Linked DNA regions of Mus musculus: regions 1 and 3 are each linked to region 2. Evidence: chromatin loops called from intact Hi-C (ENCODE). Cell type or tissue: left cerebral cortex. All regions are shown on one strand. Each heading gives the region's core, and the rest is flanking DNA. Links, peaks and the distances in the headings are about the cores only. Region 1 overlaps Ppig (peptidyl-prolyl isomerase G (cyclophilin G)). Region 2 overlaps Ubr3 (ubiquitin protein ligase E3 component n-recognin 3). Region 3 overlaps Ppig (peptidyl-prolyl isomerase G (cyclophilin G)).

Region 1 (10,424 bases), core at 1,630-9,629, 240 kb after region 2:
AGGAGGACTGAGAATCGCTTGAGCTGTCTGAGTCACTGGAGGAGGAGGAGGACGAGGACTTATGCCTTTTCTTTTCTTCTTTCTTAACTTTAAAAACAAAAGAGTCTACTCAGTCATTTCAGGCAAACTGATGAGGTAAAAACTTAACTTTTTCTATAAATTTTTAAGTCCAGTATTAGATATTTTGTTCATTCAGTCATCTCAACTCAGAGAGAGTACAACAGTCAGGCCTTGGGGATTAGAACCCGCATTTCCAGATTCATGAGCCAGATTGCTATTGAGCCAGAGTATTTCTAAAAATAAGCAAGCTCCAAATTCTAAACCATGTTAATTTTAAGAAACATTTGAATAGAAAATTTTAAAGCAAAGAGTAACATCTAAGATTCCCCAAATTCTAGTATTATAGTTTTTCCATTTCTTCTCCTATATCAAAACTGAAGGTAAAAACAAACAAATAAAACGCACACAAGAAAACAAACAAAAACCAAACCAAACACACTGCTGTGTCAACACAGGAAGGAATATTTCATTGGCACCAAGCTTCAACTTCCACGACTGAGCAAGGATTCGTCTAATGATTAGAAACACAGCTTAAAGCACACTCTCATAATCAGAAGTACTTTATCAATAATAACTATGCTTAAAAATCTCTACAAAGAACTGGAGAGATAGCTCGGCAGTTAAAAGCACTGGCTGTTCTTCCAGAGGTCCCAAGTCAATTCCCAACAACCACACAGAGGTTCACAAACCATCTTAATGGGATCTGATATCCTCTTCTGGCATGCAGACATACATGCAGATGGAGTACTCTACTCATACATAAATAAATCTTTTTTTTTAAGTCTCTACAAAAAAGTCTCAAGTTGAAATTTTGAGTTAAGGAATCTTTTTTTTTTCCTTTTGGTCTCATTCTGTAGACCAGCTTGGCCTCAAACTTGGATATCCACCTACCTCTACCTCTGGAGTACTGGGATTAAAGGTGTGTGCCACTAAACCTGGATAGGCAATCAATTTCTTAAATATTATCTTATTATTACTATCATGTGCTTTGATGTGTGTGCCATGGTTAGAGGACAATTTTGTAGAGTTCCACTTTTAGGTAGGTACAGGAACTGAACTAAGGTCAGCAAACTTTCATGGCAAGCACATTTACCCACTGAGCCATCTTCTTAGCTTAAGAAATAATCTTTTAAAATGTCTTGAAACTTGGATGCTTTAAAGAATATATTAACATAAGTAAAATTATCACACATAGGGCATATGAATTTTTCAAAAGTTAGAACCTGACCCATTTAGTTGTACTAACTCAAACCAGAATGGATTTGAAATACTTATTTGGGCCAAAAATGAGTCAACATGCATATACAGAAAAAGGAATTTCAATAAATTAGCAAACAGTAAATAAATAGACTTAAATTCATCAGGTCATGATGGTATTAGTAAATTAAGATATAAATAAGCCCTCTGTGTTTCCTACATATGATTTTTATCAATAAACAAAAGGATGCTGCATCTTATCAGAAGAGTTCCAGCAATAAGTAACGAAGGCACTACGATTGGAGTGTCTTTTAGAAAGTCCTACGGAGCACTGAATGAACACCAACTGCAGAGCAGGGGGAAACCAGTCAGCCCTGTATGACTCCTAGTCTCAAAAAATGATGGGGGACTGAGGGGAGATGGGGGACTGAGGGGAGATGGGGACTGAGGGGAGATGGGGGCTGAGGGGAGATGGGGGCTGGGGGAGATGGGGACTGAGGGGAGATGGGGACTGAGGGGAGATGGGGACTGAGGGGAGATGGGGACTGAGGGGAGATGGGGACTGAGGGGAGATGGGGGCTGGGGGACTAAAACAAAACAAAGCTGATTCTCTTCAGTTTTCTAAATGGATTTACTAAGGTATTTGAAACAGAAGCAGAAAACTATGAAAAGTAGAATTAAGAAAAAACGCTACATCACAAATAACCTAGCTATACGGCAAGCTCCTGGCCTCAAATGATTCTATGCCTCAACTTCCCAAGTAGCTGGAACTACAGTTATACCTGGCACAAACTAATTAAAACAACTTTAATACCAATTTCAATGTTCAAACCTTAAGTCAGACTCAAGCAACAAAATGACTAACATTAATAAAACAATAAGAAATCACAACATTGCTAAGTTTTTGATCAATAGGAGTATGTAATAGCACGGGTTATCTTTTACAAGTCACATCTTAGGAGGAAAAGTTAAATATCTGTAGATAAAATGTGTATCTGGAGTGCTGGAGAGATGGTTCAGTGGTTAAGTATATTGGCTGCTCGTCCAGAGGTCCCAGGTTTAATCCCTGGCATCCACACAGCAGCTCACAACTGTCTGAAACTCTGGGTCCAGGGGATCTGACACTCTCACACCAATGCACGTGAAATAAGAAATTTAAAAACTGTATCTGAAATTTGCTTCAAATAAGAAAGCAGGTGAGTGCAATGACTTACACATCCAGAAAAATTTTAAAAAGATTTATTTAATAATTATAAGTACACTGTACCTGTCTTCACACACAGCAGAAGAGGGCATCAGATCTCATTACAGATGGCTGTGAGCCACCATGTGGTTGCTGGGATTTGAATTCAGGACCTCCGGAAGAACAGTCAGTGCTCTTAACTACTGAGCCATCTCTCCAGCCCCACATCCAGAAATTTAAGTCTGGCAATATAGCCAAACCCTGCCTTCCAAGTAAAGGTTTGTGAGGGGGAGAAATATCTGGAGGTAGGTAAAACAAAACTGTCCATGTGTGAACTGTTGAAACTGGGTGGTAAATATGCCCATTATACTTAATTATATGTATTAGTATTCTCTATAATTCAACAAAGTTAAAGAGAAAAAAATCTGCATCTTTGGACTCCACTGGCTTCCTTGTTACTGGACTGGTGTATCTGAACTCAGTATCTATTGGAGCATATTAAATCCAAAATAAAAAAGCATCTCTCTGAAGTTACTATGTTCTTGACCAAGAACCTTGAACACTGACTATGATTCATGCTCATTATGCAGCAGCTCGAGACCAGCTTGTGGGAACAAGTTATAAAAACTGAAGAGACCTCTACAGCAAAAATCTCAACAAACTAAGGTAGCCCATGCCTACCTAGTCACATTCCTCTGATCATAAACATATCAAATATAAGGTTCTTGGGGCATAATCAAGCTGTGTATAGAAATCATGAAATCTCCAAAAGGCTATTTCCTGTGCTGTATCTCCTTTCTTTATTTTTTGTTTTGTTTTGTTGTTTCCTAGACAGGGTTTCTCTGTGTAGCCCTGACTGTCCTGGAACTCACTCTGTAGACCAGGCTGGCCTTAAACTCAGAAACCCTCCTGCCTCTGCCTCCCAAGTGTTGGGATTAAAGGCATGTGCCACCACTGCCCGGCCTGTATCTCCTTTCTTAAACCTTAGTCAACTTTGTATGGAAAGAAACCTATATTGTCTCATTAATCCAATTATTAATCTGAACCTAAGACCATTAAAACAGAGAGGATATACAAACACAAACACTGAAAAATCTACTATATATACTTTTAGTAACTAAAGGGTGGGAGATATTAAACTTTTAAAGAAAATTAATTCACAATGAATACAAGTCAAAGAAATACCAGATCTATCTATTTTCTAAGCAAAATGAAAATAAATAATAATAATAATAATAATATATCCATCAAAGTAATTTGATTTTGTCAAATACTTTATCTCATAATTAAGAAAATTTCATTCTCCTTTCCGATCTGCCATCGTGGGTGGAGCCACCGCCTCGATGCAGATTTTTGTGAAGACCCTTATGGGGAAACCATCACGTTACGGCCAAGATCCAGGATAAGGAAGGAATTCCTCCTGATCAGCAGAGGCTGATCTTTGCTGGTAAGCAGCTGGAAGATGGCCGGGCTTTGTCTGACTACAACATTCCTAAGGAGTCCACCCTTCATCTGGTGTTGAGACTTCGGGTGGTGCTAAGAGAAGGAAGAAGTCTTACACCACTCCCAAGAAGAGTAAGCATAAGAGGAAGAAGTCTAAGTTGGCTGTGCTGAAATACTATAAGGCGGACCAAAACGTCAAAATAGCCGACTTCGTCGAGAGTTGTCCTTCTGTTGAGTGTGGTGCTGGAGTTTTCATGGGAAGCCACTTTGACAGGCATTACTGTGGCAAGTGTTGTCTGACCTAACTGCTTCAACAAACCAGAAGACAAGTAGTTGGGTATGTGTTAATAAAAAGAAGGAACTCAAAAAAAAAAAAAAAAAAAAAAAAAAGAAAAGAAAAGAAAAGAAAATTTCATTCTCATCAGCTCCCACTTTCATTTTGCACTGGAATTCTTTCTCAAGAAAGAAAGAAAGAAAGAAAGAAAGAAAGAAAGAAAGAAAGAAAGAAAGAAAGAAAGGAAGGAAGGAAGGAAGAAAGAAAGAGAGAACGGAAGGAAGAAAGGAAGGAAGAAAGGGGCATACCACAGGTGATTTTATTACAGTGTGTGTCACAGTGCATGTGTGAAGTCATGAAGTCAGTTCTTTCTCTCCTTATATATGTGGTTTCCAGCCTAAGTTTGGGCTGCCAAGCTTGTATAGCTGCTAAGACACCTTACTGACTCAGAAGATGATTTAAAAGCTCATTCTTCCTACCAAGTGTATGAAATTTATCTTTTGTTTTGTAGACTCTGTAGACCAGGCTGGCCTCGAGCTCAGAAATCCACCTGCCTCTACCTCCCGAGTGCTGGGATTAAAGGCGTGCCCGGCTGTGATTCAGTTTTACTTAGACTAAAAAAAAAAAAAGTCTAATGACACTGAAGAATACCAGGAGTTTGCTCCTGAAATTACACTTTTTGTATATGCCTATAAAGGTAATTAGTCAAGTTAGGTTTTCTGCAATTACTTTGTGTGTGGACAAGATTATGCCTAAGTAAAATTTTCTAACATAACAATTGAACTGGAATAAAGGCATGTTTCCAAAACATTCTAGCAGATGTAACCTATATTAGAATTTCAAGCAGAGGCTGAGCAGGACATGCTGATGCATACCTTTAATCCTACCACTCAGAAGGCGGTGTGTGTGCATGCGCGCGTGTGTGTACATATCTGTGTGTACAGGACTTACCCAGGGCTACACAAAGAGATCTTGTCATGCACACACACCAAAAGAGATTGAAGAAAGTAGTGAATATCTGCAGAAGACATACAAATGCTAAACATTGTACAAAGTTCTTCACAACTATAATTTTCTTATTGTATATTGTACTTACAGTATATGGTCCATGCCTTCTGAAGAACCGTAAGTGAGGCTGTGCTTGACCCAGACACATACGTACAGAAGCACATATAAATTAGAAAAAACTGACAGCACAGGACACATCTAAACCCACAAAACCTCATGCTTATTTATAATCTCTACTTATCCAAGTAAGAGTTCCCTTAACTGTGCACCCGTTCTTACCCTTAGACTTTGGAATCAGCTCTCCGCAACTGAGTATCCGAACTTCAGCAAATGGTTTGCTAGCGGCATCTGTTTTCTGGTTTTCAATCTCTCTCACAACTTCCTGACCAGAGATCACTTGCCCAAAAACAACATGATGCCTAAAATGTCATGTAAAAATTATTAAATAAAAGCTTCTTACTCTAATACAACAAAATAAAGTATGTTGTAAGATATTAAAATAATCTTTACCCATCTAAATGAGGAGTTGGTTTTGTTGTTCTTTTGGGATTCATCAGATAAAATAAAAACAGAAAAACAAAGTTAGCTTCTATAAAAACAAAAAAAGTGTACTGAAAATAAGAAATCATGTGATACCCTTATATAGCAGAACCTCATGAGTGCAAAGGGTTTCCCATACGAGTTTTACAAAAGCTTGTTCGGAATATAAAAGCCATACCTATTGACTGCTGAAGACAGTGAGTGCATGCAGTTGACATTTAGAGTTATTTCTATCCACTTGTATTTCTACTTGTCACTAGGTTTTTATTAAATATTCCTGGTTGTATGATGTTCTGTTGTATTGAACTGCTAAACTTACCAAATCATTCTACTAACTTATGGGTTTAACAATGGTGCTTTTCATCCTCTTTTTTTTTTTTTTTAAAGATTTTATTTATTTTATGAATTCAAGTACACTGTAGCTATCTTCAGACACATCTGAAGAGGGCATGGGATCCCATTACAGATGGTTGTGAGCCAACATGTGGTTGCTGAGAATTGAACTCAGCACCTCTGGAAGAGCAGTCAGTGCGCTTAACCACTGAATCTCTCAGGCCTCACCCTAACCTTTTAAACAGTTAACGTGGAGGGTTTTAGAGGAATTGAGAGAGGTGGGAACAGTCAGTCTGATGGCTCTGAGATATATTTGCTGAACATGAATAGAAACAGTCCACTTAATTTCATATATTTTAGAAATTAACTGCCAACATGTAGTTGTAGGTACTTCTGCATCCAATTTTCAAATCTCTCTGGAATATCTGAAAATGATAGTATCTAGTTTATGGAATAAGTAACTAGTACTTAGTGTTCCTGTTTTCTTCAACACAGGTTTTAATAGCTGAGATTCTATGTTCCAACAGGCTTACTCATGTTATTCAACTACTCTAGGTTTTTGAGCTTGTTATCTGTGATATTGAATAAAATTTTGTGTTGAAGAAAAGTTGAATTAAACTGGGTCAACCTCAAACAAGAGCATAATAATTACATGTACTGGAGAAGTTAAGATGGGGTTCAAGGACCCTGATCAAGAGACTTTCAAAACAAACTCACCTGAATCTAAAGAAAGCACTTGTTCAATGCATTTTTTGCAAGTACCCCTACCTCTCTTTTATTCTCAAGGTCAACCTCAAAACTATGTAGTTAGAAGCCTGGTATTTGGTTACGTAGAGACATACTGGTATATAAAATCTCTTAAAGATAAAATACTTGGTGTACAAGCTTGAGTTTGATCCCTAGAATCCACATAGAAAGCTGGGTACAGTAGTGGATGGTACCTGATGTGGTGGATGTATTTCCGATTTTGTTCTCTGACAATGGCAATGTCTTAAGCCACCTATTACTTTTTCAGCAAGCTCTATCACCTGAGACTTTAGTAACCATTCTACTATACCATCAGTGATTGTTTTACTTCTCCTATAATTTTACAATCTCTCTCTTATAAAGGCAATAGGGACAGTTAGCAGGGATATTTGAAACCTTAAATACATACATAAAGAACTGAGAGCCATTTGTATCCTTCCCTCTGTTGGCCATTGATAAGAGAAACTCTTTGTTGTGTTTAACAGCAAAACTCTCATCTATATAAAGAGAAGAAAATTTTCAGTTATATTAGAAGTGTAAGCTCCAAGACACTTATTTTTCAAGACTGGAGAGATGGCTCAGTGGTTAAGAGGCTTGCTGTGCAAACATTGAGGACTCATGTAGAAAACCATGTTAACCATTGCATACTTGTAACCTCAGTGCTGTGGGAGGTAGTAATAGAAAAACTGCTGGGACTTGCTGGCTGATAGCTTGGCTTGGATTCAGTGACACTGTCTCAAAGGAGTAAAGCAGAATGGTAGAGCACCTGATGTCTTCCTCTAGCCTGTACACAGGAGGAAATGCTCACATTTGCTCACGCATGTGCATATATATCACACTCAAAATAATTCATTTTCCATTCTTGTTCACAATGGATATTTTCCTGTTTGAGACAGGGTCTTGCACTTAAACTAAGTTGGCCTCCAAATCCTTCCTGAACCTCCCCAGTGCTGGTATTATAGTTCAGTGCTACCATGCCTGGCTGGATGTGTTCTTTACTGTCAAACACAACATAACAAGGTCAGGTTATGAAGGAAGAAAGAACCTATTATGAACCAATTTTTACCCCTGTAATTTTAGATTTATTACTAATTTTTCCTCCCTGGTGTAAAGGATTGAACTCAGAGCTCCAAGCATGCTATCAAGCTCTCTTATCTCTCAGTCTAACATACTTAAAAGTTCTTGCCTACCATCAACAATGCCCTGGATTTGACCCCAGCACAGTACTAAAAATAAATAGCAAGATTGTAAGAGTCCAGATGTATTTCTTTACATTTTATCCCTTTCACTCATGAGCATGGAGGGATAAACATCACAGTCTAGACTCATTAACTGAACCTCCATCAGAGCATTGTTTACTTCAATGATAAGAACTTTTCTTTTAATCTTTGATTAGAGTGAGAAAAATGTATGAGAAATTTGAAACAATATTCTCTTGAATACCAAAAGTAAAATATGAAAACCATTAAGTTATCTCTATATTCATATGCTTAATTCCTACTGTAATTTATAGTGAGTAAAATTTCTAAAAACAATTAAATATAAAAGCTTTACCTTCAAAGAATCCTCCATAAATAGATTCTCCTCCTCTTCCATTCCCTAGTTATGAAAAACACTCTTAGAACTCAGGATAGTAAACGCAGTCAAATACTTCTCATCAAGTATGTATACAAATGATTCTGCACCAATAACACTCAAAGGAACACAACAAATTATAAGACATCAATATAATTTCAATAACAAGAGGACTGACTCTTGTAAATTGTCCTCTGTTCTCCATTTCCCTGTACAACACACACTACCCAAAACCTTTATGTTTAACAAAAAATATGTCGTGTCTTTTATAGGACTCAAAATCTCACCTTCACTGAAGTCACCACCCTGAACCATGAAATCCTTGACAACTCTATGAAAGAGACAGCTCTTATAATGTAATGGCTTCTGAGTTGATTTCCCTGTCCCTTTTTCACCTGGAGAAAGAAACAGTCATAGATCAATGAAAAGACTGAAATATTAGTAAAGCCCATATTCTTCTAGAGAACACAGAAATCAATCTCAGATAAAATCTTATTACAACTAGTACTTATTTTTAATTAACTTGAACTTTTTTGAACCTAAGTCTATCTTTGTAACTCATGCTGCCATTACACTCACAGTCCTCCTCTCAGCTTCCCAAGGGTTGGGATTACAGGCCCCCTTGCATGTGGCCCAGAATGGTCTTGAATGCATGCTCCTGACTCAGCCTGAGTTTTGACATCATATGTCTTCATCCCAATGCAGGGTTCACAGCTAGTATTTCTAGAAATTAGGACAATTGAAAAATGCAAACAAACCTGTGCAAAGGCAGCGAAAGTTCTCACACGTTTTGGGACATACATCGGAAAATAATTCAAAGACAACTCTTCCAGCTGAAAAAGAAGGTAACAGGTTTAAATTTCTTGAGTACAATTTTATATTCTAGTATGTTAATTAGAATATTTTATTAATTTATATATTTATATTAATATTCTTACCAGGTTGATTATTAATGGCAATGTCAAAAAAACACCGAGGACGCTGGACCTTTATCCCCATGGTTCCAACACTTCAGTCTGTAAGTGAAATATGGTACAGTTTTAGGCAGCCAACTAAAATGGCAAAGATTTTCTATTAATGTCTAAAAGCAAAATCTATTGCACATAAATTACAAATGTTGTTGAACTTATTTTACATTTGTCTCCTAGGGGGAAACTCACTATGATTCTTGGAGATTAGACTATACTTTGAGGAAAATAGAAAAAAACTTTAAGATTAAGGCATAGTAATTACTATGTTAATCTTCTTTTATTATTCCAATTTTAGTAAATGTGCTCTTAAAGAGAACCATCATTATCGTATAATAAATTCCTATTTTACCAACCAAAACCAGATTACTACCCCCATACAGAATACTGTATTAAGTCTGTAAAACTAGAGAACAAAACATGTATATTACCTTTAAGTTGGGGGAAACAATAAAAAAACAAAAATCCACCAAGAATGACTGAGCCAATTGTTTTGCTCCTAGGAAAGAAAAATGAGAGCTCTAATTAAAATATAAGATATTAAAGAAAAATATTCAAGTTTCCAAACAAAACCAAAAATATATCATCATCTGTGAAGAAAAGGAAGAGGTTTTGTTTCTGAGGCAAAATCTCATCAGGTATCTCTGGCTAACTTTGTACTCACTTTATAGCCTAGGCTGGCCTACAATTTATGGCAATCCTTCTGCCTCAGCCTCCTGAATGCTGCTGGGATGACAGGTGCATGTTACTACACCTGAAATGAAAGGTGGGGATTTTAATGATACTAATATAAGGTAGATAGAATTCTGATCAAAAGCATATTCAATTTTACATGAGGTTACTTCTGGTCATGAGCAACTAACAGCCTATGACAGGCACATAGTAATGTGTGAAACACTATGAAGGTAGCTGTATTCACACAGCAGGTACCTTTTACTTGACATTCTTTTGTAAATCATTTATTTTAAGGATTTATAATAAGACTTGGTAGGGAATGATACAGTAAGGGGAAGAACTGATAAAGCAAAACTGGCAAGTATTAAATAACAGCCAAGCTAACAGAATACAAAAATAACCATTTCATTTGCTCAGAAGA
Region 2 (10,424 bases), core at 722-8,721:
CTCTATCCACTCCATTCTCCACCTTTGCCTCTGTGCTTCTGTGTAAATGCCTGCACGTTTTACTTAAGAATACACTGACACTTGGTTTAAACATCTATATATGCAGTTCTCTACAGACTTAATTTGTTCATACATACTGTTGAGGAAGAACTAAATCCGTCAAGATCATCTAAGAACTATTACTACTTCAAAATTCCTCAAAATAAGAAAAAACAGGGACATTTAGACAAATTTTTAAAATGTTTTAAAAGATATACTGGCAAACAGCAATCTACATGCTGTGTCAGGAACTACTTCTGCATGCTATTTCAAGAACCCCAAGAAACTGAAGTAGAATTGGCAGGATATGCCATATGTAATTAGAATATTTAAATGGGCAACACTGATAGACCTAAGACGCTTATAGATTTTAGAACAGTTAAATCAATGAGAAAACTGAACTCTAATATGAGCTCTTAACATAGATGCAATTCTCTAAAATGTTTCTATCAAAATGTTTCTTTGAACTCACCTGATGATGCTTGTAACAGTACAACCAGTCCTGTAGGTCTGTCTTCAGAAGAAGGACCACTCTGTCCACAAATAACACAGTCATACACGGCCTCAGAAACTTGTGGTTCTGCTGTGGTAATTTCCATAGGAATATCGTTCTCAGGAGAATCTGGAGGGAGAAAGCTATAACTCTTAAAAGGAAAGTCCCTCTTCATTATGCACTCCCCACAAAGATCTATTTCAAATACTTTTAAAGTTAAAAACTAACAAAATTATATCATAATAAAACCAAGACCATTGTTAAGTAAAATGTCAGCTCTAAGAAAGACCAAAAATGTGAAGTTAGTTAAAACAACTTTAAGTAATACATGATTCAATATTTTGCTTTTTTAACAATTACAGGTAAAAATTGATACTAAAAAACAGAAGCAAAAATATCCATGCAAGGGGCTGTTGCTCTTCCAGAGGTCCTGAGTTTAAGTCCTAGTAAACACATAGCCATCTGTAATGGGATCTGATACCCACTTCTGTCATGCAGGCATACATGCAAATAGAGCACTCAAATACATAAATAAAAAAAATCTTTTAAAAAACTATATAAGAGAAAATCTTCATTACATTTTAAGGAACAAACGGTTCTTTTTTTTCACTTACATAAAGGTTCTGGAGAGAGGAAATTTTTAAGATGACAACCCTTTAAAAGTTGGTAGTAGCATAACCTATGATAATAGGGGTTCCTAATTCTACATTTCAGTAATATCTCTCAAGTAATAGTCATCAAGGTTTACATAAGGAAATCACTGGATAGCCTCATTATATATTAATAAAGCAGAACTATTACATATATCACTAACAATAAGAAATTAATAGCAAGGCACACAGCAGACACAGAAAGGTATCAACTATTTTCTCATATATGCAGAAAATTCTAAACTTATCTAAAGATAATCTGAAAGAAGAACTATTATAGGAAAAAAGAGGACTGAAAGGGGGAGAAAAAACAAATATTTTTTTAAACAGACTATTCATAGCTCTAATATCAATAGGAAGATGGTACTCCTTCTCATTATAAAAATCCCAATGCCAATATGAACTGAATTAAAAAGTGGACCTGATTTTTACAAATATTAATGTGACAGCACTCAAAAATATTTTAAAATCATTATACTAGGCATTACATTTAACTAATTAATAATTAATCATTATATTTTTAAAATCACTGTAAGGACCTTAGGATAACTTCAGAGAAGACCATCAAAATAAATAATCAAATACTTGCTGACAGACTTGACATAAGTGAGAGACAGATTTATAGAGAACCAAAAGTCTCCTTAACAACTGCTTGTGCTCAACAACAAAATGGCTATAATAATAACCTCAGGCAGTGGAAAGGACACTTGCCTCCAACCCGATAACCTGAGACAGAACCTACGCGGTAGAAGGAAAGAACTGATTGACCTAAGTTGTCGCATGACCTTCACGCACACTGCAGCATGAGCACACTTGTCCCCAATGGCACACACAATAATTAAACCACTAATCTGATCATTCCATTACTCTACTGTTTAAATAAAGACAGTAAGTGATCTGTACTATTTAAACTGGTAAACATTCAGATTAAATTATCACCATAAATAATAACTAATTGTTAAGAGTTTCAAACTAAAATTTTTGACTTACCAACATCCATTGCAGTTTCCATAAAGCTTTTCTGTCGTGAGGCAAACTCTGCGAGCAATTTCTGCTGCCTTTCTCTAGCCTTTTGTCGCCTAAAGAGAAATACAATTTTACATACATGATGTTTTAAAACTAATCTACTGTTTCAGGCACATATGACGTATAAATGGCCACAAATCAAGAGCAACCTATTTCCTGTACCACTTACTGTATTAAATCTCAAGTGAGAGCTCAATGTTCCCGAGCTGATTCTATTCTTCCACACGGCCTCAAACCTACTGTCTGTGTGAGTCAAAATAAAAGCCAAGATCTGCTTTACGGTATGAAACGATGAGATACATTAAAAAAAAAAAATCCTAAAACCTCTATAAGGTATTCCTAATTTTAGCAAATGGCTGGATACAAGATTAATTAAAAAAACTAAGTAGTCTTCCTGATATAAGTCACAAATGGATTTTATAAGAAACCAGGAAAACAATACCTTTCACAGTAACCTCAAATAATATAAAAAATCTTGGGGTAACTCTAACCAAGCATGTGAAAGATTTTTATGATAAAAAAACTTCAAGTGTTTCAAGAAAGAAGTTGAAGAAGGTATCAGAAGATAAAAAGATCTCCATGCCCATCAATCTGTAGGAAAGAAACAGTAAACATAGCCATCCTACTGAAGGCAACAACAGATCAATACAATCCCCATCAAAACCCAACACAATCCTTTACAGATTGTGAAGGGACAATTCTCAACTTCATATGGAAAAACAAAAACCCAGAATAGATAAAACAATCATGAACAATAAAAGAATTGATGGATTTCTCGTCATTCTAGACTTCAAATTGTACTACAGAGCTATAGTAATAAAACTGCATGATACTAGTATAAAAACAGACATACTGATCAATGGAAACAAATTGAAGACCTAGGCATAAATCTACACACATATGAAAACCTGAGTTTTGATAAAGAAGCCAGAAATACACACTGGAAAAAGGACCACATCTTCAACAAATAGTGCTGATCAAACTGGATGTTTGCCTGTAGAAGAATATAAATTAGATCCATGTTTGTCACCCTACACCAAACTCAAGTAGATCAAAGATCTCAACATAAAACCAGATGTGCTGAACCTGATAAAAGAGAAAGTGGAGAAGAGCCTTAAAAGAGATGACTCTCTGAACAGAACACTGACAGAGCAGGCACCAAGATCAACAATTAATAAAAGGTAAATCATGAAACTGAGAAGTTTCTATAAGGCAAAGAACATCAATAGGACAAAGTGGCAGCCTACAGAATGGGAAAAGGTTTTTTACCAACTCTGTATCTGACAAGAGGACTAATATCCAAAACATATATAAAGAATTCAAGAAACTAAATATCAAACACTCAAATCTAATTTAAAAATAGGAAACAGATCTAAACAGAGACTTCTAAATAGAGTAATCTCAAATGGCTGATAAACACTTAAAGAAATATTCTATTCAACATCTTAGCCATATTATTGTGGGTTATTTTGTCATGTTTGTTTGGTTGTTATCTCTTAAGAGACTAGTTCTTTTCTAATGAGAGACAGAAAGGAAGTGATTCCAGAGTGGAGGGGAGATGGGGAAGAACTGGGAGGAGTAGAAGGAGAGGAAACTATATTGTATGAGAAAAGAAAATATTTTCAATAAAAAACAGAGGGAGAGAGAAAATAAAATAAAATCTGGATTTCCAACAAGATAATGTCCAAAGTATTTGTCAGAGGTGGCAAAAGCAAGAAGTCCTGCCAGCAAAGGACAGTAAAGAGGTTCTAAAAAAACCTATGATGTTTACATATGAAGAAAGTCTAAAAGATCAGAATAAACACTTACTGCTACCTAAGACTGGCTGTCTCCTAGTAGCAGAAGCAGAAGCCAGCAAATTTCTCAGTTTCCTCTAAAAACATTTCTAGGTCAGATTATTTTGTGCAAAGAAGAAGAAGTGAGTCCTGAAATTACCAAAGAATAAAAAGCATTCTGATTCTAAATAATTATTCCTTTGGATTATTTCATAACTCTTTTAGCACTTATCACTCATCTATTTACAAAGAATATTTTAAGACTGTTGGCAAGCAATAAAAAAATTAAAAATAAAACAGAACAGCTTAGTATATAATCAGGAGAAAATACCTCAAATTTAAAGAAATTAGCAGAAGTAAGTCAACTCATTTTCAATTTTCCACTTTTATTAGTTAGATGCATTAAATTTAAATTCCATTTAAATTACACATTGGTTCTTACGAATTCCTATTCGTAGCTGGGTGTGGTGGCGCACGCCTTTAATCCCAGCACTCGGGAGGCAGAGGCAGGCGGATTTCTGAGTTCGAGGCCAGCCTGGTCTACAAAGTGAGTTCCAGGACAGCCAGGGCTACACAGAGAAACCCTGTCTCGAAAAAAACAAACAAAAAACAAAAAACAAAAACAAAAAACAAAAAAAAGTCAAGTCTAATAGGAATACTACTATTATTCCATGTATCCCTTTTGTGGGTGGTGTGTACACGAGCATGCAGCTGTGGGTGGCAGCACAGGGACTTGGGACTTGCTCTATCGTCTGCACCTTATCCCCATGACACTGGGCACTCAATGAAGCAGAAGCTCACTGTTTCAGCTAGACAGTCTGGTCAGTGAGCACACAGGCAGGCAGAGCCATGCCCACCCAGCTTTGACAGTGCTGGGCAGTCAGCTCTCAGCTTGTACAGTGCACTTACCCACTCTGCCACCCCCGCAGTCCCTGGATACTTTCTGTCTCTAAAAACAATTTTTCTTACACAACCATCTATGTGACTAAAATGGCTTCTTATACAGTTATCATAGGATGATCTCCTTTACAACTAGCAAATTACATGGGACTGGCAAACTTATATGAACTCAGAACACCAAACAGGATTGACAGTTTTTCCTCTCTGTCCTCATACATCATTGTTAATGCCACCTGTACTCCTTAGTTTTAACTGTCAACTTCACCAAGCTTCGAGTCACCTGAGATGGGAACCTCAGTTCTGGGACTGCCCAGATCAACTGGCCTGTTGCTATGTTTGTGGGAAATCATCTTGATTGTTACTGACATAGGTAGTCCAGCCCACTGGAGGTACCCACTCCCTGGGAAGGTGGCCGTGGGCAGTGTGTGTGTGTGTGTGTGTGTGTGTGTGTGTGTGTGTGTGTGTGTGTGTGTGTATGAATGAGTGGAAGCCAGATGAGCAGCAGGAAGCTGAGTAATGAGTCCACAAGGAGCATCCCTCTGTGGTCTCTGTAACATCAGTCCCAGGGATCCGATATCCTGATAACCCCTTCTGACTTCCATATGTACCAAACATACACGCAATGCACATACACACATGCAGGCAAAACACACATAAATTGAAAAAAATCTAATTAAAAAATTTTATCTTTAAAATATTAGGAAACAAGTTGGCAAAGGAAAATCTAAAGAAACATTGCTTTCTCTATTAATTGATAATCATATAGTAATAAACACAATTAAGTACCAAAAATTCAAATAATTGGATTTTCATTTTAAGAAATACTTAAGGGCTAGTGAGATAGCTAAGCAGGAAAGATGCTTGCTATTAATATTAAGCTTGATGACCTGAGTTCAAATACCAGGACCCACAAGATGCAAAGACAGAAAGAACAGACTTCCAAAAGTGGCCTCTAACCTCCATATGCACACAGTGGTGTATGTGTTACATGCATACAAGCACATGTGCATACAAACACACAAATGATTCTTTTTAAAGAAATATCAAAAATACTTATATTTGTTATTTAAAGTTAAGTTAAACCTTCTTTTTGAACAGCAAGAGAATTCTCAGATACCTCAGCAGTAGTAGTATGAGCAATGTCTTTTTATCCATAAAGTACTCCGCATCCCCCCAACACACACACACACAATTCCCCCCCCCACACACACACACACACATACACAATCACCCCCGCCACATACACACACACACACAGACACACACACACACAGACACACAGACACACACACACACACACACACACACACACACACACACACACACAGACACACACACTAGCTATGACCAACCATTACCTTACAGAGTAAGCAGCTATGGCTGCTGTAACTGAAATAACCAGGCCATTAGCCCAGAAGGAAGGAAGAAGAGAAAATCCAAGTCATCAACTGCTCTGTACATATTAGAAACACTACAAATACCAATACCTTTCCTCCTTGTCCAGAGTTTTCTTCTCCGCTGCGGTGATTTTTTTGGGTGGCACAGGAGGGGTCACTTTTCTGCATATCTCCTCAATGATGCGCTTGTTCATTCTGCTTTGCACTGCAGCTTTTAGCAAAATCCTTTCTACAGCAGTTATACCATCTCCATGATTGTATTTGGGAATTTCTGGTTGTATTAAAACTTCTATGTCATCAAGCCATGGAGGATAGTAAGAGTTTTGTTTTCCTGAGAGTTTGTGGTGAAGTTTTATTAGCAAAGACAATATGCTTTCCTTAATTTCCAAAATGGCTGTGGTTAACTGGGGAGAGGAACCAGGAGCTGACCATTTACTTGGAATCTTGGGCCGAACCACCTGATTTGCTTCACTGTTGCTGCGATTGATGATCTCCTGAAATTTCTTTCTACGCTCTGCTACTAAGCTGAAAACTTGAGCTGTACCAGAATTCTACAGGTAGAAATAAGAACGACAGAAAGATGAAGAAGTTAGTCAACAACCAATTCTAAAAATATATCACAGTATTTTTCCAACGGGAATGCTTAACATTTTCATCTAAAGATCTCTCTAGCAGATAAACCCATTCGTTTCCTTTGCTCCTTTCTCAAATACATGTAAGACCACTTTATGGGAACAGTGGTAAGGGACAGGAGGCCACTGGCAGTCACCCCTCTCTCTGCTCCACAGAAAACAAACAAGCAAGCTTAGGCCATGTCTGCAGCCATATTACAAAACAACAACAAAAAAATGAAAGAACAAACTAAATAACCAGTAAATAAAGTGAGCCTGAGTGTAAGGGAAGCCGGTGCGCTGCGCTGCGCTGCCCCACTCATCAGGAACCTGCATGCACTCCAGGAGCTTCTGGAAGGAAGGATGCTACCACACAGAAAGCCTTTCCATTTTTCTTCACTTTTTTTAAGACAGTAAATCTATAGTAAATATTATTTTCACTTCTAAGGAACTTCAAAGTTTGAAAATTACCAACATTACAAGTCTCAAAACTGAAATGTAAGGATAAATAAAATGTAAAGACTGAATAATTTGCTTCACACTGCACAAGTGTTCTTCTCACTAATTTGTCTTCTAGACAGTCTTTTTGCTAAAGCAAACACATCAAGCCTCTTAGAAACCATCTTTTAATTAAAATATGAATCTGTTTAATGGATCTCATCTTTCTAAAATGAGCATTAAAAAGCATGCATTTGTAAGCCAAGTTTCAGTATAAAATTTTAACTTTGAATGTTTTTAAAATACTCTACAACATTAGAATAAAAAGAGCCTCTGATAGAGGTTCCAAGTTTTTAATTAAAATCCTTTCCGGTGTTCACAACAAAAACATGTCAAATGTAAGAAATATTCTAACAAGTAGACTTAACTACAAGAAATATCTAATTCAGCTCTCTCTATTCACATGATACCTGGTTTAAAGGGAAAAAAACTACTTAATTATCTGGCATGTCATTTTTTCTTTTTAATTTTATTTATTTTATGTACATGAGCATTTTGGCCACATGTATGTCTGTGTATCACATGCATGCCCGATGCTTGGGACTGGAGTTACAGACGGTTGTGAGCCACCATGTGGGTGCTGGGAATTGAGCCCAGTTCCCCTGGAAGGTGTGACAGGCCCTTAACTGCTGAGTCTTCTCTGCAGCTCCGCTTCTCCCTTTATCTTAAAGATTACTTACGCATCATGCAAAGAGCTGGCTTTCACAATGAGTCCCAAAACACAACAGACAAAATACAAGTTATGGGCCTGTTGAATTAGTTAATTGCCACAGAAGCAAAAGGAAAAATTATTTTTAATGGGCATGCTGCCAGCAATTACATTTATTTTGACTTAGGAATAGTCAAGTCATTTTTAAGATGTTAGTAAGACAATTGTAAGTAGATCCAAACGGCCCACCTATAACTGGTCCAGAACACTTTTAACATTAAAATGAAAAATTTACTACTAACTACTCTGCATTTTTGATCAATAACATAAATTTATTTAAAATTAAATATAAGTAACTTTATTAAAAGTAAAAAATACTAATTTTAAGAACTCTTTTTCAATGTAATGATATTAATCACACACAAACACACACAAATACTTCAGTGGTTGTTTCCTCATTTCCAATTAGCCATGTTGCTAGTTAATGCAAATACCATACACATCTACCTCTCTTTGAAGAACTTTAGGCCGTCGGGAATTCTAGCAGGTTGAAGGAAAAAGACTGGTTAAGGCAACAGTGCTCAGACATGTCAAGAAATAAATGATAATCTAAAGCTCCCCTAACAATGTTTTCTTCTGAATGCATCTAAGCATTTCTCAATGTAAGGAAAACCTCTCCGTTTTCATCCCCGTCACTTTTAAACTTACTTGTAAAGAGTCCAAAGCGTCAGAGCTCGTGCTGGCGAGGGGATCCCTTTTCAACTCAGGAGCCGTCTCTGGGACTCGCACTCTAACATAATTTATAAAGTGCCTCATGTTTGATACCAAGTTACTGCCAGGGAACCAACTGTCATGACAACGCTCTGGTCCACCCATTGATACCTAAGACATATGTAATGAATGAATGAATGAATGAATGACAAGAAAATAAGTGCTCACATGTGCATACACTCCCCAGAATCCATAATTGTGCATACACTCCCCAGAATCCATAATTTGTGTTCCCACTATAACACCAAAAATAAATAAATAGCTTTCTTTAATTTTTTTCATTGAAATGATAAATTTCAACAGTTTTATGCATAAAGTAATTCCATAAATGTCAAGGGAAGTTTTAAAGGACCATATGTATCTTAAGAATAAAGCCTTTTTAGGCCAGAGAGTAGGCTCAGCGAGTACACTATCAGTCAGGCCTTACGACATGAGTTAAATCCCCAGGTCCCATATGGTACAAGGAGAGAAACTCCTGCAAGCTGAGCATGTGCATCATGGTGCACATCCATACTCACTAAATAAATTAATATATAGGGCCTTCTTATCACTTCTTCAGATTTAAGAATTAAAAATCTAAACATAGGGGTTGGAAAGCTAGCTCAGTGGCTAAGAGCACAGTGTGCTCCTCCAGAAGATCCAGGTTCAGTTCCCAGCATCCACTTGGCAGCTCACAAACATCTGTAACTCCAGTTCCAGAGAATCTGAAGCCTACTTCTGGCCTCCAAAGGTATTATGTATAAATGCTGTACAGATAAGAATGAAGGCAAATAACAATATACATAAAAAATAGTAGTGTACACATTTAGTCCCAGCACTCAAGAGGCAGGAAAAGGTGGATCTTTGAGTGTAAGCCCAGCCTGGACTACAGGGTGAGTTCCAGAGAAACCTGCCCAGGCAGCTGCCCTAAGAGAAGACACAGTGCTTACCTCTTCCTCGGAGTCATCGTCAGCAGAGTTCTCCAGGCCTAACTCAATCAGGTACAAGACCATGCACAGCACATGCTCAGACAGATTTTGATGATCCATCAGAATCTTTAAAAAAAATAAAAACAACTCAGTTTCTACAAAATATATTTCATTTAAAGATCCAAAAACATTCTATTACAAACAAAAATCATAATCAGATAATTATCAGATATATAAATGTGATGTGTAAATGCAAATCTTAATGAAAACACAAACTGAAACACACTCTAAGTTTCTTTTGACAATTATGTAGAACTTTTTGATTTACTTTTTGTGTGTGTATATGGGGTGTGTGTGTACACAACTACAGATATTCACATAGACCAGAGTCATATATTGAAACCCCTAGGGCTGGAGTTATAGACAGTTGTGAAATGTACAATGAGGATGCTGGGAAATTGAACTCAGGTCCTCAGAAAGAACAGGATGGGCTCATAACCACTGAGCCATCTTTCCATCTCATACATGGGAATATTATACAGTACCTGCAAATAGAAGTTTGAAGACTTCCTAAAGAGTGCCACATTAAACAGTTCACAAGTCATTATTATAAACACAGCAGTCTTTAATAAAATAATTTACCAAGATTACTTTACATCCTAATCTTCTGATAATCTCTTGGAAGACAAGCAGCCAAATTTAACAAG
Region 3 (10,424 bases), core at 947-8,946, 220 kb after region 2:
CTGTACACACACGCACACGCACACGCACGCACGCGCACACACACACACACACACATGCACTGGTACCTATGGAGACCAGAATAGGGAGTTGAAAACCCTGTAACTGGAGTTAGACAGTTGTGAACTACCCTGTGGGTGCTTGTAACTTAACCTTAATCCACTGGAAGAGCCAATGCACTTAACTGCTGAGTCACATCTTGAGCCTCTCCAATGTATTTATAATTCAGTGTCTATTATGTGACAAGTACTATTTTTTATATTTTCTTCTTCTTCTTCTTCTTCTTCTTCTTCTTCTTCTTCTTCTTCTTCTTCTTCTTCTTCTTCTTCTTCTTCTTCTTCTTCTTCTTCTTCTTCTTCTTCTTCTTCTTCCTCTTCTTCTTCCTCTTCTTCCTCTTCTCCTCCTCCCTCTCCTTCTCCTCCTTTTTCTCCTCCTCCTCCTCCCTCCCCCTCCCTCTCCTCCTCCTTTCCTTCTCCTCCTCCTCCTTCATCTTCTCCTCTTCCTCCTTCCTTCCTTCCTTCCTTCTTTCTTCTGATATGTAAACAAGGACATCTCATTTTAGCTTATTACCCCTTGGTGAGATTGTTTAAATTCTTCTGTCTTCTGTTCTTATTGGATACTGACTCTGGATATTTTATTGCTAATTCAGCAAAGAGAACATAAGCCTTACTTTTAGAACTCAGTGATAAAAAGTTTGGTATTTCAAACTGATATACTTGTGCCTTTCCCTCAAATTTCAATTGGTAGAAATGATCAGATCTTATGTTAAAGTTTTAGATTGTTAAAATATTTTCATAGATAGTAAATATATCCATATACAGGAAAAACAACTTATATTTAGAAATTCAGCACATCTTAAAATGTTACAAATATAAAATTGAAATTTGTTAAAATTTCAGAGAAACCATTAAAAACATATCTATCTTCCAATATAAATTAATGTAACATTATAAGACAAAGTCTTTGTAAAGTATTTGAGAGATTGCCTAATACTTATTTCCTCAGTTTTGAATACATTTTCATAGATTAATGTCACTCATTGTTTAATTTCACATTCCTGGGAAATAGAATGTAACTGGTTGCATATAACTTAGGTATTCCCTGTTGCTTTAGTTTTATGTTGATGAACAGGAACAATAATTATATGCCTTTTTAACTTACTGAAGATCACATATGTAAATGATTGAAAGAGAACTGTATTTTTTATTTTTAACCTAAATTTATGCTTTTAATCTTGTTACGTTGTTTTAACTGTGTATCACATAAAGCCTTGAGTTTAAATACTTAATCTACACTTTGAGTATATTCTTAAAAGCATAAAAGAATTGATGAGTTAAAGCATATTTGTAAAATACTGAGTTTATAAAATTTCAACTGCATCTTAAAACTACATAGATATTTGGAAAGCATGTTTTTGACCAATATTAAAATTTATTTTTCTTCCAAATAGGCCATAAATAAATATAATGCAAAACAAATGAAGGAAGAAGAATTAGATTATTGGAGACTTACTGACGCCCTTACAGTTGAGAAGGAGAAAGAATTTGAGAAGTATGCTAGAGAAGTAATTAACTTTGAATCTGAATCAACAAAGAAATACGCCTACCCTATGGTAAAAGCTGTGCAGGAAGGAGTGGGAGGTGGACGTGGACCACCCTTTGTAGGCAGAGGTGGGATAAGGCCAAGCTATCAGGCAACTGATGCCACTGGGGTCCAGCTCCCTTGTTTTAAAAGTCAAGGATCAAAGTATAATGATTTTCAGAAGTCGAAGAGAAGGCTAGGTTTTACTTGGTAAAAAAGGTCATATTTTGATTAATAAAATTTACTGTAATGAGCTACAAATATAATGGAATTTCTGATAATAAAGAGACTACTTATGTGTTGCCTGGTTTGATTCTTTGCAGTATCTAAGTACACATAACAGCACCTGTACATGTGTGTGTGTGTGTATTCCTGAGAACAGCCTTGTTTCTTACACTGCATCCATCTTTTTTAGAAAGCTGGATGTCTCAGTGGCCTGGAACTCAACAAGCAGGCTGGCCAGTGAGACCTAGGGATCTGCCTATGCCTACCTCCTCAGCTCTGGGATTACAACTCTGTACCACCACACTCGTTAGTTTTCTTTAATATGGCTCTGAGGTCAAAGTCAGCTCCTCACCTTATTGACTGGGCTATATACTCAGTCACACAATGTCAGTTTCATTTAAAATGTTCTCAGTAGGATGAAGTGCACCCACAGGATTGTATAGTCATGACCTTGAACCTATTGGGCAGTACCTCCCCATTTTCCCCTCCACACAGCCTCTGCTTTGTCTCAGCCCTATACTAGTTATTCTATAAGAATGCAGCCATGCTGTGGACTTCAGTGAATTTCTGTGTTGTGTACCATGTTGCCAGTACTTTGTTCTTATGGCTGAACCAGAGAGAATACTTTCCTCAACAGAAACCCATGTGTGTATTCAATTTGTCATTCAGTTGTTTCAATTGTTCAAAACTTCATTGTTACTAAATGCTTTGTATAGTTTTGACTTCTCTGCGGGTTTTTGTGTAGAGTGTATCTCCTAGACATGAAATGACTTAAAATAATTCTCTAGTTATGTCTACTTAATATACAAGTTCATGGAGTTTTTATGAATTGCACCTTCCTTAGTATTTTTACATTGTGGTTTAAAAAAAAACAATAGAACATACACTACAGGAGTTGGAACATACACTTCTAACTATAATAGTGCTAAGTATATTTAAATTTGCTTAGGGTTTTATTGCTGTGAAGAGACACAATGACCAAGGCAACTTTTATAAAAGTAAACATCTAATTGAGGCTGGCTTACAGGTTCAAAGGTTTAGTCCACTATTATCATGGCAAGGAGCATGGCAGCATGCAGTCATGGTGCTGGAGGAGCCAAGACTTCTACTTCTTGATTGGAAGGCAGCCAGGAGGATACTATCTTTCTTAGGCAGCTAGGAGAGTCTCTTTCCCACTACGTGGACCTTCTGCATATAGGACTTCAAAGCCCACCTTCACAGTGATGCACTGCCTCCAACAAGGCCACACCTGTTGGCCATTGTAGCAACTCCCATGGACCAAGCATATTCAAAGCACCACAATATTGCTCTGCAATTTCTGGACTTGTTATTCTGTAAACTGAAACTACACTCAATTAAATTATCCCATTCCTTCCTCCTCTCCACTTTTGTAAGCAACTTTGCACCAATGAATCTGGCTAAGTAACTCATATAAGTAGACTCCTACAGCACATACAATAAAAAACTATTTTCATGTGTATGTTTTGCCTGCAATTCTGCATATGTACCATGTGCATTACTTGTGTCCACAAAGTCCAGAAAAGGGTGTTGAATTTCCTGGAGTTGCCAACAATAAACTACCATGTACTAGGAACAAAACCATGATCCATTGCAAGAGCAGCAAGTCACTGAGCCATCTCTACAGACCCAGGATGTCTTTAAATTTTTCTCTCTTCTTGTTCTTGAGACATGTCTATGTAGCCCAGGTGGTTCTCAAGCTCTTGACTTTCTACCACCCATCTGTCTCAGAGCTCTCAAGTGTGGGCTAGCTCACCTGCTGCCTTACTTCCTAAAGCTTAGCACCACTTTGCATCCCCACTAAAGATCCATATTCTTACAATAAAAAACCAACTTGCATTCTAAGTGACATTGAGGTCATCTCTAATTAGTTTGTGCTGGGATTTAACCTTGGTGGTGGTTATTGCACATGTGGTTTTTTTCTTTTTGAGTCAAGATCTTATGTAGCTCAGGCTGGTCTCAAACCCAATCTCATGTTTCCCTAACCACTAGAATTATATTCAGGCAACCACCACACTGATGACCCTTTCTCTGTGTGCCAAAGGTGAGCCTTAGATGTTCCTCAAAAGCTTGTTTTTGTTTTATGGGTTTGTTTTTTAAAGCAGGGGCTCATCCTTCTGTCTTCGTTCCCCCTCTCCCTGGTTCTTGGATCACGAATACATGTCACCATAGCCAGCTTTTAAATGGGTGGTGGTTATCTAATGCAGGTCCTTATGCTTGCACAAAACACTTTACAGACTGAGCTCTCTCCAGCACCTACTGTTTCTTTTTAAAATCAAAAGTGTATTGCTTTTCCTTTTCTCCCTGGCAGATTTAGCTCCACGAGTGAGATAGTTCACCCAACAGCTGGCAAAGGCACATTTGGGTCGTTTCTTGTCCTTTGCTATTACAAATCTCTGTAATAGCTTTGTGAATGTTTCATACTTTTGCCAATGTACTGGAGACTGATTCCTACAAAGAATATCAAAGGTGTAAGATAAAAAATTTATAGCAAAAAAATTTCAATTTGTGTGGCAGTCTTGTCTGTCTGTATGTGTAACACTTGTGTGCCTGATGCCCTTGCATGCCAGAAGTTGTAATCTCTGGGATTGGAAGTTACACATCCAGGTGCTGGCAACTATGCCCAAGCCCTCTGGAATAGCAGTCATATACTGCTTTTAACTGCTTATCTATCTTTTTATAAACCCTACAGCAAAACTTGATGTCATAATCCACTGAGGAAAGTCACATGTCTCATTCACCAGTAAAATAGAAATAGGAAAATTTGAATATATCAGGACTTCATAACACCCAAACTGCACAGTGCAGTGACTAGTTCTGTGTATGTGAGATGATAATACCCATCTATATTTTGAAAGATGATTCATCCAAATCACTGTGAAGTTTAATATATCCCAAAACTCAGCTGGGCATGCTAACACACACCATTAATTCTCAACTGTGGGCATTTTCCCTAAACATCTAAATTATACTAAAACCAAAATACTGTCTTACAAGTCGTAAAAATATAGCTTTAGGCTAAGCACTTGAAAGGCAGAAGCAGGATTTATTTCTTGTGGGTTCAATTGTCTGCATCATATAAACTGGGTGTGATAGCTCATCTTTAATTTTGTGCCTACCTATTGTCTCTGAAGCTAGCCTGGAACAAAGACAAATCCCAAAATCAAATTCAAAAATAACCCCCCCACCTCACAAATCAGAAAAACTGCATTGTTTCTATTACTAGGAAATTTAGTAATTAAAAAGTAGAGAATTTTAATGCAGTAACATAAATCCCAAGTTTGGTAATAACATTTTCTGAAATTAAAAAGCTACCAAGCTTTAAGTATTATGCTAAAACATTTGAACAAGAATTTACTTCTAGGGCTAGCAAGATAGCTTAGGGGTTATGAGCACTGACTGCTCTTCTGAGGGTCCTGAGTTCAAATCCCAGCAACCACATGGTGGCTCATAACCACCCATAATGAGATCTGATGCCCTTTTCTGGCATGTCTGAAGACAGCTACAGTGTACTTCTGTATAATAAATCTTTGGGCCGGAGCAAGCAGGGACTGAGCGAGCAGGGTGGACTTGACCAGAGTAAGCACAGGCCCAAAATTCAATTCCCAACAACCACATGAAGGCTCACCACCATCTGTACAGCTACAGTGTACTCATATACATAAAAAAAAAAAATCTTTAAAAAAATTTAGTTCTAAACTTGGAAATCATCACTGCTGGTTAAATTCTCCATTTTTTTTTTTTTTTGTTTACTTTTTGTCAAAGCACTTGTGCTCAAAGGACCAGTTCTCTCTGCATCATGCGGGTCCCACCCAGGGATTCAGCTCCAATCACCAGGCTTGGCAGCATTTTACCAACCCTGGGATTCCTAGGCTCTCACTACTCAGTCCTGGCTAGCTTTTGTCACCATAGTACTAGATTTAAAGTGTAAGCTACCACAGTCAGTAAATACTTTGGTCCATTTTTTGTCAACTACCTATTTTTCTCAAAATACAAATGAATTTACATTTCTATTATATAACAAAAATTTTATTGGTTACCTAATTTTTAATAAGACAAATAAAAAGCACAATCCCAAATTGTTTATTGTAGTATACTTTATTTAATACAATGTTTAACTATAAAAGTTAATACAGTTTTGAAGTTTAAATTTTGTAAAATGCCATCTGCAGAAAACAGTTCAACATTTACTAGACTAATGATAAGAGAAGCAGCATCTTTAAACTAATTTTACAATTGAGAAAACAAGTTTTCTAAATTCCATTAAAAAAATATACATCACAGTGACTGTGGAGCTAGGAAAAGAAGTGCATTAACCTAATTATGCTTTCCCCTTCCACAGAGAGCAGCCACACCTCAAGATTCCATAGAAATACCCAATTTATGTGTCAATCTTTCAAAAATACTATAAACACACAAAGAGGGTGGGGCAGAAATACAGAGAATGTGCTTTTAGTAACATGGAATTGTCTATAAAAGAAAACCAAAACCAGACAGAAATACAAACCAATGAATGCCCTTCCATCCTCCAGTACTAGGGGTGAGTCAGGGAGAGCAAATGAGTAAAACCTTAACACTTCTTCCTCTTTGGCCTGTGCGGCCTTTTTTTTTTTTTTAAATGAATGTGATTTGTTGTTTATTTGTCACACAGCAGGTGAATCCCTTCAAGACATTGAGAAGCCCACTGCAGGCAGTAATGGCAATCAACACTCAGTTTCCTTGGGATACTTTATTTTTAAAAACAATTAGTTTAAAAATATATTCTTACAATTAAAGTTTCTCAAACTACACAGAGAGTTTGTCAACTGTAAATGCATAAACCCTACAGGGAATAATTACAGTAAATAGAAACAAAAGAATGAAAAATGCTCATTTAGTTTTTTATACCAATCAGTTAAGTCTAAGTCCTTTCTGGGAAATTTACAGAAATTTGCTGTAAAAGGTTCCATGATGAAAGCTATTAACACATGGAACAAAGGATCAATTATACTAACTGCTCTAAGTAGTCACTAGAAAATAAAGTAGGAGCAGTAGTTAATACTATTACCCAAAATACCAGAACCCCAGCATGTGCCTATCCAGAACATAAAGGTTCTTGGTTTGACACCTACCACTGGATGCAAGCAAAGCCAGTGAGCAGCTGGATCACACTGGGGCAAAGAAAGCTAGCAGATTAGCATAACTTTTAAGTGAAAGAGCACTTTAAACGTTGGATAGCTGTTCCCAGACAGTCTTGTCTTTACAGCAAGTAACCATTCTGTATCAGCTACAATGCAGTACAATACAGTAGCTTTACTTTCTCTAACGATCTCTTTGTAGTGTCAATTTCTGTGGTAAACAACTTATCCAGAACAATAATTCATACAATAATCATCAAAGTCTTACATACTGAAATAATTTCCTCAGCTTTGGAGTCAAGCAATAAAAACAAGTGAAAGTACTTTCAAGGGGTATTAAAAACTATTCATTAGCTGTAAATTTAGATATTCTTAGAAAGCCAATGTGATGGGAAAATTGAAATGGGAAATAGTTTTGGGAATATGATGTACAAATAACTAAAAATCTACTAGAACAAGAATTTGGGCTTTGTGCAATTGATAACTGTGAATCTTGGGGTACAATTAATGCTGTTAATTATTTATTCTGAAAAAAAAATCTAGATTGTCTTTTCTCAACTATTTACCCCATTATCTGTCATATTGAAAAAAATAACAAACTAACAAAGCAGGAGTTGGGGGAGCCCGTAAATGCTCAGCTCTGAGCTGCTCTCTTGGAGGATATTACAGACATTACCAATTTTCTCCCATGTTTACTTTCCTAAAGAACTGGAAAGTTCTTGTTTATAATGTATATGCTAACAAGTAAAAGCTCTAGATAAGAAAAAAAAAGTAATTTTACTTAAAAAAAGTATGGATTTTAAAATGTTTGTTGAAATTCCTTTCTTAAAGATCAGGTAGTTTGGGATATATTTTAAAACACAACTGAATTTAAGACATAATCAACTTTTTAAGACATGTAACAGATCACGTATATATTAACTATTCCCATCAAGAAAAACTATTTGTAAAGAATCCATTGTGGGTATTTGCTTTAGGATGTTCCAAATAGCTTTATAATCACTGCACTCTTCATTCTGTACCAGCTACAATGCCAAATATATCTTACCATAGTAATCAATAATGGGAAGTATATTAAGCATCACTTTATTCAGTACAAATATCATTGAAAAGCTAGTGGGTTTACCAAGAAGCTACCTTGGTAAGAGCTGACACTATACTGACAAATATTAGAGTACAAAAACGTCCTAAAGGCTACTATTAATTGGATTTTTGAAATATTTCTCAAATGAGGCAGGTTTTGTGTTTGCTGGATGTTCAATGTTTTATTTAGAAGGATATTACAGAATAAAAGGCCACACATCACAAAAAAATAGCAAAATACAACACACAAAATTCTGAATGGACTTTGGATATGTTTAGTGTTTAACTCTGCACGGTATCATATTTTGCAACTTTCTATTCTACTTTATATGGCAATGTTATACATGCCAAGTTAAAATAATGTTAACAGTAAACTGGTCTAAAGCCATCTGAATAGAAAGAAACCAGAGTCACAAACATGCTACACAGCCTATCATGGTACATATATAGAAAGATGCATCTTCTTGACATTTCATATTCACAGCTATGAGAATCAGAGAAGTTAGTCCAAGTTTAAAAAAAAAAAAACAAAAAACAAACCCAAATCATGCAGAATTACCACTCAATGTGATATAGGCTAATAGCCAAAATAGGGAAATCTTATTTCCAATACTAACGCTTTTTAGAATCTGTCTAGCTTAAGAAGGATCTACACAAGTAGTATGTTTTAATGAGAAATGCATTTTTTAAATTGTAGAAAAAGGTAATAACATGTTCTTAAAAAGCAACAATTTCAGCTCTTCACACCAAAAGCAACAAAGAATTGAAAATTACAGTCTGGTCTTCCAAGGTCTAATTTCTGTCAAATGCTGTATAACAGCAACTCAAGCTCAATCAGCACATGAACTGAAAACAGCACTCACCTCATTTTTATAGCTCGCAGAGCAACGTGGACAATATTAAGAAACAAGCTACAGCTGGAATTGTAAAGTATAAGGTATAAAGCACAAAAAAAGTAACTAAAGTACAAATAACTGTAAAATCAAATGAAGGTTTAAGATCACATAAGGATCCTGCTTCTGTTAGTTAAGGAAACTGCTCTAAGCCCATGAATTATAAATGAAAAATCAAAGCCCAAAAAGCTATACAAAACTTCAAGTGGTTTCTAAAGGGATTTGTATCAAAAGAAACACAAGCCTATACAACAATGTACTGCAACCAACAGTTAAGCTTGTTTCCAAATGGCTGATTAAGCAAAGTAGGCTGCTATTGACGGTTGCAACACAAAAATGAATACATAAGAATTTAACATAGCACACAGTATTACACCAAAGTGTTGTTTTTCTTTTCATTTCAAGTTTATTAAAACTTTAGCAGTACAAATTATCCAGGTAGCAGATTATCAAAAGATCAACTCAATGAAGTCCACATTTAAAAAAAAAAAGGGGGTGGGGGGAGACAAACATAAACAACTCCAAAACAATGAAAACAATAAAAAAGGGAGGTTCAACAGTAAGTCTTAAAAACTGAAAATTTGAGACAGGAAGGAATTAAGAGTACACAACTCACTCATCCACTTTTGTCTTCATCTGTTCCAGGGCTTGATTCATGATCACATTTTTTATTTTTGTCATGTACATGGTCATTTTCTTGACCCTTTGATTTTTGGTTTTCTTTTTCCACCGGGGATCTGGTCTTTTCGTCCTCTTGATTTTTTAATGTGGAGGACTTCACTTCATTGTCCTGACTGCTTTGCTTTGTTTTTGACACTGGACTTTGCTCTCTATCAGCCTTTTTTTCCCTGTTATTACTTGAGCTATTATGATCACGACTTTTAGAGTACGTTCTTTTCTCACCCTCAGAATTTTCTTTTCTGTGTGAACTCTTACTTTCTTGGCTTCTATATTTATCTTTGTTTCTACTTTGACTTTCTTCTCTCTCTGAGCTCCGGGAATCCCTCCTTCTTCTCCTCCTATCTTTACTTCTCGATCGTCCTGGCGTTCTTCGATCCCGGCTTCGTGACCTTCCTCTTCTCCTATACTCCTGTTCTCTGTATCTATGGTACTCCTTGCTTCTGCTGCGATCTCTGTCGTGGCTTCTGGACCGCACTCTTCTGCTCCTGTCCCTACTTCTGCTCCGCTCCCTTGTTCTACTGTTGTAACTGTGTTTACTTTTAGTCAGATCCCGTTCTCTACTCCTGGACTGTGCACGTCTATCCTTTTCTTTACTTTTGCTATGATCATGTTCATTACTTTTTGATTCTACCTGTTTGGAGTTCTCTTTGCTTCTACTCCTTTCCTGATCTTTCCCTTTAGGATCCAGTGGTTTTTCTTTTTCTTTAGTAGTCTCATGATCCCTTTCTTTACTTCTTGACCTCACCCTCTTGTCTTCGTGTCTGCTGTGCTTCGAGTCTCGCTCCTTACTCTTGGATCTCTCCTTGCTCTTGCTCCTACTCTTGGATT

The links. Hi-C counts contacts between places; a loop is a spot of excess contacts. Peaks named below come from ENCODE experiments on the same cell type or tissue, not always from the same donor. Only the 100,000 strongest peaks of a DNase experiment are listed, where the experiment ranks them.
Region 1: a loop joins it to region 2, with 3 times the contacts of the local background. A loop is called at or near these places in 3 of 42 quality-filtered maps.
Region 3: a loop joins it to region 2, with 2.1 times the contacts of the local background. A loop is called at or near these places in 2 of 42 quality-filtered maps.

What each region holds. Positions count from the first base shown.
Region 1 is chr2:69,731,149-69,741,572 of GRCm38, reverse strand. It overlaps Ppig (peptidyl-prolyl isomerase G (cyclophilin G)), which reads right to left. Exons shown (of 14, transcript NM_001081086.1): 2 at 9,760-9,827; 3 at 9,299-9,376; 4 at 9,119-9,193; 5 at 8,648-8,755; 6 at 8,340-8,384; 7 at 7,195-7,282; 8 at 5,676-5,705; 9 at 5,445-5,584; 10 at 1-87. The coding sequence starts at 9,359. Among named protein-coding and RNA genes, the nearest start is that of Ppig, 13 kb to the right of the region's middle. In left cerebral cortex, for the core only: no CTCF peak of the experiment used is centred there; no DNase peak of the experiment used is centred there.
Region 2 is chr2:69,969,556-69,979,979 of GRCm38, reverse strand. Ubr3 (ubiquitin protein ligase E3 component n-recognin 3) reads right to left here. Exons shown (of 39, transcript NM_177783.6): 21 at 9,739-9,843; 22 at 8,747-8,920; 23 at 6,371-6,831; 24 at 2,173-2,261; 25 at 512-661. Among named protein-coding and RNA genes, the nearest start is that of Myo3b, 64 kb to the left of the region's middle. In left cerebral cortex, for the core only: no CTCF peak of the experiment used is centred there; a DNase peak (open chromatin) is centred at 4,898; H3K27ac peaks cover 569 bases.
Region 3 is chr2:69,749,490-69,759,913 of GRCm38, reverse strand. Ppig (peptidyl-prolyl isomerase G (cyclophilin G)) reads right to left here. Exons shown (of 14, transcript NM_001081086.1): 14 at 5,855-10,424. The coding sequence ends at 9,532. It overlaps Ccdc173 (coiled-coil domain containing 173), which reads left to right. Exons shown (of 9, transcript NM_001077684.1): 9 at 1,449-1,857. The coding sequence ends at 1,793. Among named protein-coding and RNA genes, the nearest start is that of Ppig, 32 kb to the right of the region's middle. In left cerebral cortex, for the core only: no CTCF peak of the experiment used is centred there; a DNase peak (open chromatin) is centred at 4,619.